Regions from separate parts of the Mus musculus genome. Here region 2 is linked to region 1. A link is a loop called in an ENCODE intact Hi-C map of the cell type or tissue named here. Cell type or tissue: left cerebral cortex. All regions are shown on one strand. Each heading gives the region's core, and the rest is flanking DNA. Links, peaks and the distances in the headings are about the cores only. Region 1 overlaps Gm36287 (a long non-coding RNA gene). Region 2 has its middle 31 kb from the start of Gm36441.

Region 1 (5,372 bases), core at 124-5,123:
TTTGGAAGGGTTTGCTATGGAACTCCCAGAACGGAGCCTTTGCTGAAGCTAAAAGTGGTATTTCTGGGTTGCTGTGACCTGGGCCAGTTTCTTGTAGCCTGTGGCTGCCTCCGACTATGACTGTTCCTCCTCCACCCATGTTCATGCCTTAGGCTTTGCTACCTCCCAGAAGGAGCCTTAGCTTAACAGGGAATTGCCCGGAAGTTAGAGGTGAGGGAGGTAGGCCTTGTTTTGTAGGGTACCTGCCTACTCACTGGGTTCTGTGCTTTGTGTGCCCAAGGAGGCCGAGTCAAGCGAATGAATGCAGAATCAGAAAGAGTAAATGGCTTTGGGACTCCTTTGCTAAATGAAGATGGTAGGGTTTGAGAACCGTGGGGGCCTTGATCTGGGCAGTTTGCTTTCCCTGCTTACAAGCAAGGAATGAAATGTTTAAAGAAACCAAAATAGCCTTACATAGTCATGGTGAGTTAGACCCGCCATCTTGGTCTCCTCCAGTGCGAGGGGCTCAAACTCTGTGAAGTTAAAAGATTCCCTAGAGGCGGCCTCACTACAAGGTCTGGAACCTTCTGTAGGGTTCTAGTCATGCAATGACGGCAATGGGGAAAGGGTCTTAGCCTGATGCAGAGCTGGGACCCCAGAGCCTAGATTGGTCATGGAAATTCAAAGACTCCCCTGCTTGTTAAGTGTGTCTGGAGCAGTTATGAATCAGCCCCCAGAGCAGAGCCCGATGGCCTAGTTCTATGGAGCTCTCTGGCTGCCAAGGCGCTTCAGAGAGTTCCTCCTTCCCACTGTCCCTTCCCACGATGCCCATGGCCTTGGCGTTATCCAAGTTTCCTGTTAGGCTGTCCTCAGCACAGAGGGCAATCTGATAAAAACAGTTTTGTAGGATTGGACTGGAAGGTGCCTCAGGGACATTCCCTCTGAGGAGGTAACTTGTTAAGGGTCCAGGGGAATCATACACAAACTGGTTGGCTCGGGTTTCTGCTCAGTATATACTGAAGCCACTATTCATGGCTCTGCTCTCTCTGTATGCTGCATGATTCTCAAGGGTGAGTTCTTAGTGTGTTTTGAGATAGGGTCTCAGTGCCAGTAGATTGCTGGACTCAAGTAATTCTTTGGTCTTAGCCTCCAACTTTCTGGGACTCTAATGCACTACTGCACTTCGCTTGCAACTTTCCACGTCTGTGTCTGGCCCCCAGATCAGTGCCAACGGTGCTGCATGCTGGGGAGGCAGACAGCTGCTGCCAGGCAGTCCCCTCATCAGCATGGGTGGTGAGGGCGATGGGCTTCTGGTACTCTGCCAGGCTGTGTCCAGGAACTCAGTCTGAGAGGCACCCTGTGTGCAGAAGCTACTGGATGCCCTGGGTGGCTTCCTCTCAACCCTCTTAGCTTGCCCATGTGGTAGAACCATCCACCAGAATGCCCAGAAGAATTCGTTCATCTAGGCTGGTCTTTGTCTTCCAAGGAGCTGGCTTGGGCCTGGGGCCAGGGGTGGGTGTTCTTCTCTTTCTCTACAGGGGATCTAGCTGAGTGGCCTTACAGCATCCCCACTCTTCCAGTCTCTAGCTGCAAATTCTCCCTTGCATTTAGCCAGCCCTCTAGGTCACAAGGAGATACCAGCAGAGCCACCATTCCCTATGGATCCACCCCTTTGTGACCTGAATGCTCGCCTTCCATGAAAAGAAATAAGGCTTCTCTGTGTGACCAATTCTCAGACTTGAAGGGCAGAGAGGGTCATGGGACCTCTGCTCAGGGTCATGGTGAGATTTGACATGGTCACTAAGGGCTTCTTTAGGGAGCTTTGTAGAAAGTATCTGATTTTCCCATTGTCACAGAGTCAAATAAACCATAAGTGTTTCATGACACATGCCACCGGTGTCATATTTTGTCTTGTGGAAAATGTTTGACAATGTCTTGAAGGGAAAAATGAGGCCATGGGTTGGGGGGTGGTATGATGTCTGTCTGATGTATGCAAGAGGCACGCCTACTCCCTGGAATACCAGACCCATCAAAAGTCAGAGCAATTTAAAGAAAAAAGTCTGCTTTGCTGGTTTGTAGAGTTTGACCTCCCAAGCAAGGATGATTGATTAATTCAGGGGTTCATTCATTCATTCATTCATTCATTCATACACTAGTAAAATTTACTGACCATGTGTTGGTCATGATGTTAGGTGGCTTGTAGAGACACTACCCTGAACAAACTTAGCATCCTGGCACTTACAGACTTGTGGGACAATCAGTTTGGATCCTAATCCTGCCATTTCCTGTGTCATAGTGGGCAAGTCATTTAATGTTTTTGGATCTTTGATTTTATTTATAAAATGGAGATAGGAATTCCTACTTCACAGAGGAGGCTGCGGTAGGTGCTTGATCAAGTCGGCTGCCACTACTGCTATCTTCTGGTCTATGTGCTGCCATTTTCCTTTAGTGGGAGAACTGGGAAGCTTTGAATTGCTGGCTTTCCAAACTTCTGGCTATCTTGAGTCTTAAAGTCCCTTGGAAGAGGCTCAAAGAGCTGCCTCACTGGCCCCTGGGATGCCAGGTTGCAGACAGTCTAGCCACCAGAATCCAGGCAGTAGCTGCACCCTGTTCTAAATTCTGTTTCTCCGTGTACTCTGTAACTGGGCCACTCTGTCAGACATCCTGAATCGTTAATGACCTTGAGAAGCAATCCCAGCTCTGAATGTGGGATTCTGTTCTTTGAAGTCACCCACTTTCTTTGTGGGTCTGTTCTCCCCTCTCAGGCACGCCTCCTTCCAGCTTTGATGGTGCCACTGTAACAACTGGGTTTGCAATTATTAATTCCTGTGCACAGCAAGGTGCAGTTTTAATATACAGAAAATATAATTGCTATCTTGTGTAATCATTTTCTGAGGGCTGAAAGTGTAACCTTTAATTAATATTTCATCGGCAGGCGGGGCAGGTTACTTGAATAGGGCCTAAAAATATTGCTGTCCCAGTATGTAGAGAACGTGAATTGTGAGACGCACAGCCAGTGTCTGCTATGCCATTGTTCGGGGTTGCTTCTAAAATTAAAGCGGTTAACCCGTTAACCCGTAATCACATGGGCTGCGGCTCCTGGAGGGCAGGGCTGGTGGAACGGGAAAGGGACATGAGTCTAGGCAGTAGTTCTCAGCTGCCACCTGCCTGCAGCAACAGAGCCACTGCACCTGCCTGAGAAGTGAATGTGGGACATGGGGGCTACAAGGCCAACGAGTCTCTGATCAAAGCCAGCTTCTTGGAGTATGACCCGCAGACCCTGGGGCTGGCTGGACTTCCCCAGGCCACTGGGTTAAGGAAGCAGGACAGGTGTCATCTTTGATGTTCCAGGAGCCGGACACCTGAAATTTCAAAGTACAGCCTGAGGGAGGCCAGGGGTGCTCCCTAGTAAACCTGGGAAGCCCAGTGGTGAAGGAGGGCAGTGAGGGCTGGCTGAGGGGCCTAGCAAGGAAGGTCAAGAGTGCGGATAATGGAGTCTCTGAGGTTTCAGTGGCTCTCTGTGGTTCTTAATGGCTCCTTTCCCAGTTTGGGGATTCTGGCTGATTAGGGTCCTAGGGCTGGCTGGCTCCTCGGCGGAGAGCAAAGTCCTTGGTGCTCCATGTGTTCTGTGCAAGTTTACATAGTTGACGAGTCATTCCACACACAGGACATTCTGACCTTAGTGATGTCCCCTGAGACCTGGGGCAATGTGCAGATAGTGTTAACTTCTTCATCCTTTCTATGGCTGGATCTCTGACTGTACTTGGCTCTGCTCCCCATCTCTACAGCCACGGGGAAGGAGCCTCTTCCTGTAACGGAGCCTAGGACACTGAGCCAAGTGTGGCTGAAGTCGCCAATCTGACAATCCATGGAGTTCACCTGTGGGGTTCTGGGGCTGTGTGCAGTGTATAGTGTTCGGTCAAGTGTATGTGCCCACTGTTGGCTCCCGTGGTCCTTTCAGAGCCCACTTTCATCCATCTGAGTTTTGACCCCTTAAGCAAGGGAATAAGCACCCCCAAGGGGCTCATTTAAGATCACCCCAAGAAGGCTGTCTCTGTGTTCTTGGGTTTATTGAGTTTTTTCTTGTAATTATCGATGATCTTTAGATGAGGAGACAGTGGCAGATTCTGTGCATCCCTTAGAAGCTTCCTCAGTGACAAAGGGGTGAGGTCGGCCACCCCCCCCCATTCTGGCCACATGCCCCAAGGGGCCACTGTGGGGAGGTGGGAAGGGGTGAGGACCTGATTCCACTTTCCTTCTGGGAGGAAGTATTCTCTGCCACCCCTGAGGAAGAGGGACAGAATGTGGACAATGGCCCTTGTGTAGTTCCACAGGCCCTGTCTCACCTGCTTTCCTGGACAGGCTGCCATGCTTGCTCTTCCCATCTGACATACGAAGACCTCAGCCCTGAGGGAGGAGATAGACATAGCCGGGGTAATGAGGATAGCCAGTCATTTTCTGCCCTCCTAGGGGAGCTGGCCCTGGAGGGAAGGGCTCTCGGCGTTGCTGCAGGACACAGCCGCCTTCTTCCCCAACTCTGTTTCCTTGGCTCTGCTACTGATGGCTGTCACCCAGCTCTCAAAGTCACTTCCAGGAGGCCTTCCGGGGTCATCTTAATGTTTTCTCCCTATTTGGTCCCTTTGCAAACACTCTGGAGCAATACTAGGTCACAGATTTTCTTTTTCTTTTTCTTTTTTTTTCTAGTCACCTCTCAGAAGTCACCCAGTCAGTAACTGGCACATTTCAGACTTTGTCTTAATGCAAATAAGATCATCAAATGCAGTGTATGGGTGATGATGTATACAGGATCAGGTTTATATAGCATGTACAGGTATGGGTACACTTCCACCAGCCGTGTCTGTGAAAGCCAAAACAGGCCACACAGGGCAGTCAGTCCCTCCTTGGGGATTCAGTGTGACACATCAGAATATAGATGTTTGGGGAAATCGTTCTTCTGTTACTGCAAAGGTACAAAGCAGCCCTCTGCACAGACCTGGAAGCCCACTCTGTGGCAGCATCACAGTGGAGGCTACACGGGCAGCACATCTGGTTCCCTCTGTGGGGGTGATGGCGATTTCAGTAGTTGGATTCTTCTGGGCCATGCTGCTGATAACCTTGGATGCCTCCAGGGAGCTGAGGCCAGAGGAGGTTACTCAGGCTGCCCCGTGGGGGTGGGGGTGTTGGTGTCCTCCGCAAAGGAGTAGTTGGCATTAATTCAAATAAGCGAGTGTGTTGGGAGGACAGAGGGCAGGGCTTGCTAGGCAAGGCAGTGGCAGTGGCCTCAGGCTCAAACTGAAACCTCTCGAAGGCCACTGCCTCAGAATTGTTCAAATGGCCACACAGAACAACCTAATTGTTTGTGTTTGCTCAGTCAGGCTCAGCGAAATGAAATG
Region 2 (5,372 bases), core at 115-5,114, 79 kb after region 1:
AGTTCATACCCTGGTTTTCTGTAGGTAAAGACGGGTCGTTCCTTTACCTTTGTGGGTCTTTGTTATCCCAAGAAATGTGGAGAGCTAGTAGCAGGCACTTGGACCCATTAAGCAGAAGTCACTGATTGTGCAGTTCTGGCCCAGGCTAGGCTGGGCTTTCTGTGCTTCAAGCATAGTTTGTGTTGGCTCCAAAACTGATCTTCCTTGGCTAGCCTGGCCACCAACTCACCACAGGTAATGGCTCAAGTTTAAGTTAATGATAATAAAATAAAAGTTGAAATTCCCAATAGCCATATTTCAAGCACACGTAGCAATAGTGAGTGCATTTGGGCATTCTCTTGGACAGCAATAGAAATGTAGAACATTCTAGAATATACTACAGAAAGTTTACAGGGTAACAATGCCTTGAATGTTCCTCTGGGTATGTCTGCCGAGACTTTCTTTCTGATATACCCCTTGCCTGTGTCTAATCATGCCACCCATCCAGATCTTCTGGCTGACTCTTGAAGCTGGGTGTGCCAGGCTGGGGTTAGCAAGAGATTCTGGGAGCAGTTACCCTCAATCCGCATTCCCCAGCTCTGGGATCTGATGCCTTTTGTGTCTCATCCCCTTCCCATCAAGTGGACAAGTTCAGGCCCCATATCAGGGAACTGGAGAGATTGGGCAAGATGATGAAGGTAGGTCACGTACCCAGGGACACACAGCAGATATTATGTGCAGACCAAATCATTCTCAGCTCATCAGACATTCTGCCTCTCCCGTTTCCCTCACACTGTCATCTGTTGGGTGCGTTTGTGTCCCTCCAAGCAATCTCTGTCCTGAGTCACTCTCCTCCTAATGGGTTCCTTAGATGTGTGTGTATGAGTGTGTGTGTGTGAGTGTGTTTGTGTATATTTAGTGTGTGTGTGTGTTGATACTTGTAGATGCTTGTTCCCAGCAGTGGACAAACTTGAGTGTCATTTCTTAGGTTCTGTCTACTTCTTTTTATTGAAAGAAGGTCTCTCACTGGCTTGGAATTCTCCAAGTAGGCTAGGTTGACTGATAGGAAGTCCCAGAAATCTGCCTGTCTCTGTCTACCCAATATGGGGATTATGAATGGGAGCCATGCCACATGCCTTTTCTTTTACATGGGCTATGAAGATCTAATTCGGATCTTGCAAGTGCTTTACTGATTGAATGGACTGCCCAGCCCCAGAGGCATCTTTCTAAAGTAGATATCTGGTCATAATTTTCCACCAGAAAATACCCAGACCGGCTCCAGTGTCTTCAGGTACAATGCCACCTCCTTAGCAAGACACACGAGCCTTATCGGGGCTCACTGAGACTGAATCACCAACCACAGAGCGTACACAGGTCAGACCTAGGCCCCCTGCACATATGTAACAGATGTGCAACTTGGTCTTCATGTGGGACCCCTAACAGCAGGAGCAGGGGCTGTCACTGACTCTGTTGTCTGCCTTTGGATCCCTTCCCCACTAACTGGACTGCCTTGCCTAGCCCCACTAGAATAAAATGCACCGAGTCCTATTAGAACTTGATATATCAAGGTGGGATAATATCCAAGGGAAGGCTCCCCTTCTCTAAGGAGAAAGGGGGGAGGGTGAGGGGAGGGGCGTTGAGAGGGAGGGACTGAGAGAAGAGGGGGATGGGGAAACTTCCATTGGGATGTAAAGTAAATAAATAAATTAATGAAAACAAAACCAAAAAACCAAAACCAAAACCAAAAAAAAAAAAAAAAAAAGCAAGCAAGCAAACAAAAAAAAACCCACCCAAAACCTCCAAAATCAACCAAACAAAAAACACACGGGGCCAAAGAAGGTGAAAAAGAGGGTGAATACTGCACTACCCTCCTCCCTTGTTCTGACTCTGCATAGGGATCTAAACAACTGCCACCTAGCTACGGGTGGCTCTTACCCTGATGTCCTCTGGTCCCAGGCTTCTCTCTCTGTACACCTGACCTGTGTCCCCTGAAACCTCCCAGACCTTTGGGCCACTTCTGCTTCCAGCTCCTGTGGCCCAAGTGCTTAGATCTGTCAGAGTACTGGGGATCTAGGACAAAGGCAGAGTCCTCCCCAACAGTGCCCCCGGGTGCTCCTCTACCAAGGCTGGTTTCTGGAAGGCTCTTGAAGGGTGATACTATTGGATTTTGTTTCAGAGGTGGGTTTCACTCCTCCCATGCCCCACACAGCACAGCCTTGCGAGCTGAGCTCAGACGGAGTCAGCCTGCTGCCTCGCCACTGTGAGGTGGTGACTCAGGGGATAACTGTGGGCAGGGGGGCTTTCCAGCAACCCAGTTAGCTGAAACCACACAGCAGCCTTCCTAGCCTGTGGGGTGACCTACTTCTCAGTTCCCGCAGCTTCGACGCCCAGCCGGCAGAATGTTGATGAGGAGGCCGTGCGCTGGCCTCTGGTGAGAAAAGGGGACAGAGATGCCGCTGGTTGATTTGACCTTGCAGAGCTGTGGGGACAGGATGTCCTGTTCTTTCTGATGCTGGGAAGTGGTCTGGGTAAAGGGGACTTCCTGTTAAGTCCGGTAAGTTCCCAAGGAAGGGGGACCGCAAAGGCTGTTTGGTTACACTCACCCAAGAGATTCTTCATTCGAACCCTCCTAACTAACCTTCCTGGGTGCATTTCCCAACCAGAAGGAACAAATCCCAAAGGGCTCCTCGCCCAGCTCCTCAGTTCGTGTTTTAGTGCTGAGGTGAAGAGCGTACTCTCTGCCTTGCATCCACGTGTAAGTACACCCTTCTCTCCCGTCTCAGGGCAGGAGGAACTGCTGGTGGGTCATCCAGGTGACTCACACTGCCTTAGTCCACCCATCCCTACAGAGACACAGAGATGCCTAACAAGGTCACTGGTCTCTTTCTTTCTTCAGTCTGGTCTTAACACCATGGCAGCACCTCCTTTTTCGTGAATCTTTTCCCAGCCAATCCCTTCTCCACGGGGATGGCCCAGATTCCCCTCCTGGGACTCCAGGCAGTAAAACTGTCCTAATTGGCTACTGTTTCCTCTCTCACCACTCTACTCTCTCTGGCTAGGATATCCCTGGAAGCCAGCAGCCTACTTAGCACTTGCCAGCCCAAGGAAACTGACCCTGTGGGTATAAAACATGCCCGGCCAGGCCACACACCACAAGACTTTTACACCCCTCCCCTGTGTGTTTTCATTGCAGGTTGGAGGAGGATAATGTGGAATGGTAGAAATGGGCCTTTAAAATAGGATGGCTTAGCCTTGCCTGGCTCCCTTCGTATTTAGCACCTGCAGGCAGGCCTGGCAGGATCTGCAGGCTACCTGTAAAACAGAGAGAAAGGGGACTCTGGCAACTTCCCTCTATGTGACTGCTAATGCTTGAGGTATACAAGCCATAGGCAGGGAGAAGGTGGGGAGTCAGTCAAGACCCGGTTTGACAAGGGTACTTGAATTTGAGGGCTTCCTGACTTCTCTGACTCTCAGTTAGCTCATCTGTTAAATGGGTTTAATCACACTGCCTACATAGGAAAGATGTAGAAACAGTCCTAATAAATGTCCACTGACAGAAAGATGTGTAAAGAAAACATAGCATCTACAAAGGATGGAATATTATTTAGCCCTCAAGAAGAAGGAATGGGTAAGCCTTGAGGACATTTACTAAGTAAAATATGCCAGCCATAGAAAACAAACACTATATGATTTCATGTACTTGTGGCATTTGGAAGTAGCCACATTCATGGCCTCAGTGAATGGAATGATACCAGGAAGTGGAGAGAGAAGGGAACAGACAGGAAGTTTCCCTGATGCTGAATGTATAAGCTATAGACATTGGGCCTCCAGTGAGCAGCAATTTCCTGAATACTTGCATGTCTGTTAACACGGGCAATCTCATATTGAGAGTTCTTACCACAATAAAAAAGTCATCTGCATGGGAAAAACAATATTACCCACATCACAGAGCTTGCACAGTCTAAGACAGCGTGCCAAGAATATATGCATTTGGTAGTTGGTAGCTGTGCTTGCTGGTAGATGGCTGGGTAAGTCCTTAAAGAGGAAGAATCAGGCAGGTAATGTTATACGAGTTGGGTTCTTTAGACTTCTAATTTATTCTCTCACCCTCACAGTGTCATGTGACTCATATCAGGGACCTTCCAGCTTGTTTTAGACAGGGTCTCTGTGGTTTTTTGCTACACATGCTGGTTGGCTTATGAGCTCCTGTCTCTGCCCCTTGTCTCTCTGTAGGAGCGTTTTGGTCAGATGTGCTGTGGCATCCATCTTTTACGAAGGTTCTGGGATCTTGTGTAGAAAGCGCTTTACCCACTGAGCTATCTTCCAGCCTCTCACTCACTCTCGAGGTCTTAACATTGTGGAAATGTCTTATATATCATTTCTGACCATCATAAATTTAAGTATCGATTAGTAATCTCTTTTATGGAAAAGTAGATTCATGTGTTCCCAGCACACTTTAAAGAGTCAAAATACATTGTCACTTGCTAATTTCTGGCAACAAGGCCAAATCTTAAATAAAGAATTAGATATTTAGGAAGCAGAAACTGAGGTTTCTCAATCTCGCTGAGTTACCCACCCCCCCTCAGTGTATGGTGCAATGAGTGGCTCACAAGCTCTTATAGCCACTAAATGATGTTCTCCTCAGCCCTTGGGCACCCGTGGACACGGGGGAGTTTGGGCTCTGGGCTGTGAGTGAGGAGTGAGCTTGAGATCTGACAACTGACACCTTGGCATCCCCATCCCTTGTCCCATACCAAAGCCCAGGAGTTAAGAAAAGGACCACCCACTTATCAGTGAGTGCATATCAAGTGAGTCCTTTTGTGATTGGGTTACCTCACTCAGGATGATATCTTCCAGATCCATCCATTTGCCCAAGAGTTTCACAAATTCATTGTTTTTAATAGCGGGGAGTAGTACTCCATTGTGTAAATGTACCACATTTTCTGTATCCATTCCTCTGTTGAGGGACATCTGGGTTCTTTCCAGCTTCTGACTATTATAAATAAGGCTGCTTAATGAGCATAGTAGAGCATGTGTCCTTATTACCAGTTGGAACATCTTCTGGGTATATGCCCAGGAGAGGTTTTGCTGTGATATTAGCCTAGAAACTTAGAATATCCAAGATACAATCTGCAAAACACAAGAAGTCGTCTTCTTCTTCTTCTTCTTCTTCTTCTTCTTCTTCTTCTTCTTCTTCTTCTTCTTCTTCTTCTTCTTCTTCTTCTTCTTCTTCTTCTTCTTCTTCTTCTTCTTCTCCCCCTTCTCCCCCTTCTCCCCCTTCTCCCCCTTCTCCCCCTTCTCCCCCTTCTCCCCCTTCTCCCCCTTCTCCCCCTTCTCCCCCTTCTCCCCCTTCTCCCCCTTCTCCCCCTTCTCCCCCTTCTCCCCCTTCTCCC

What was found. Hi-C counts contacts between places; a loop is a spot of excess contacts. Peaks named below come from ENCODE experiments on the same cell type or tissue, not always from the same donor. Only the 100,000 strongest peaks of a DNase experiment are listed, where the experiment ranks them.
Region 2: it touches region 1 in a loop (7-fold over the local background); 2 of 42 quality-filtered maps call a loop at or near these places.

Annotation. Positions count from the first base shown.
Region 1 is chr12:25,158,509-25,163,880 of GRCm38, forward strand. The region is part of intron 4 of Gm36287 (a long non-coding RNA gene); the gene reads left to right. Among named protein-coding and RNA genes, the nearest start is that of Gm36287, 22 kb to the left of the region's middle. In left cerebral cortex, for the core only: a CTCF peak has its summit at 3,146; a DNase peak (open chromatin) is centred at 2,612; H3K27ac peaks cover 708 bases.
Region 2 is chr12:25,237,976-25,243,347 of GRCm38, forward strand. No RefSeq gene overlaps it. Among named protein-coding and RNA genes, the nearest start is that of Gm36441, 31 kb to the left of the region's middle. In left cerebral cortex, for the core only: no CTCF peak of the experiment used is centred there; DNase peaks (open chromatin) are centred at 2,382 and 2,948; H3K27ac peaks cover 1,843 bases.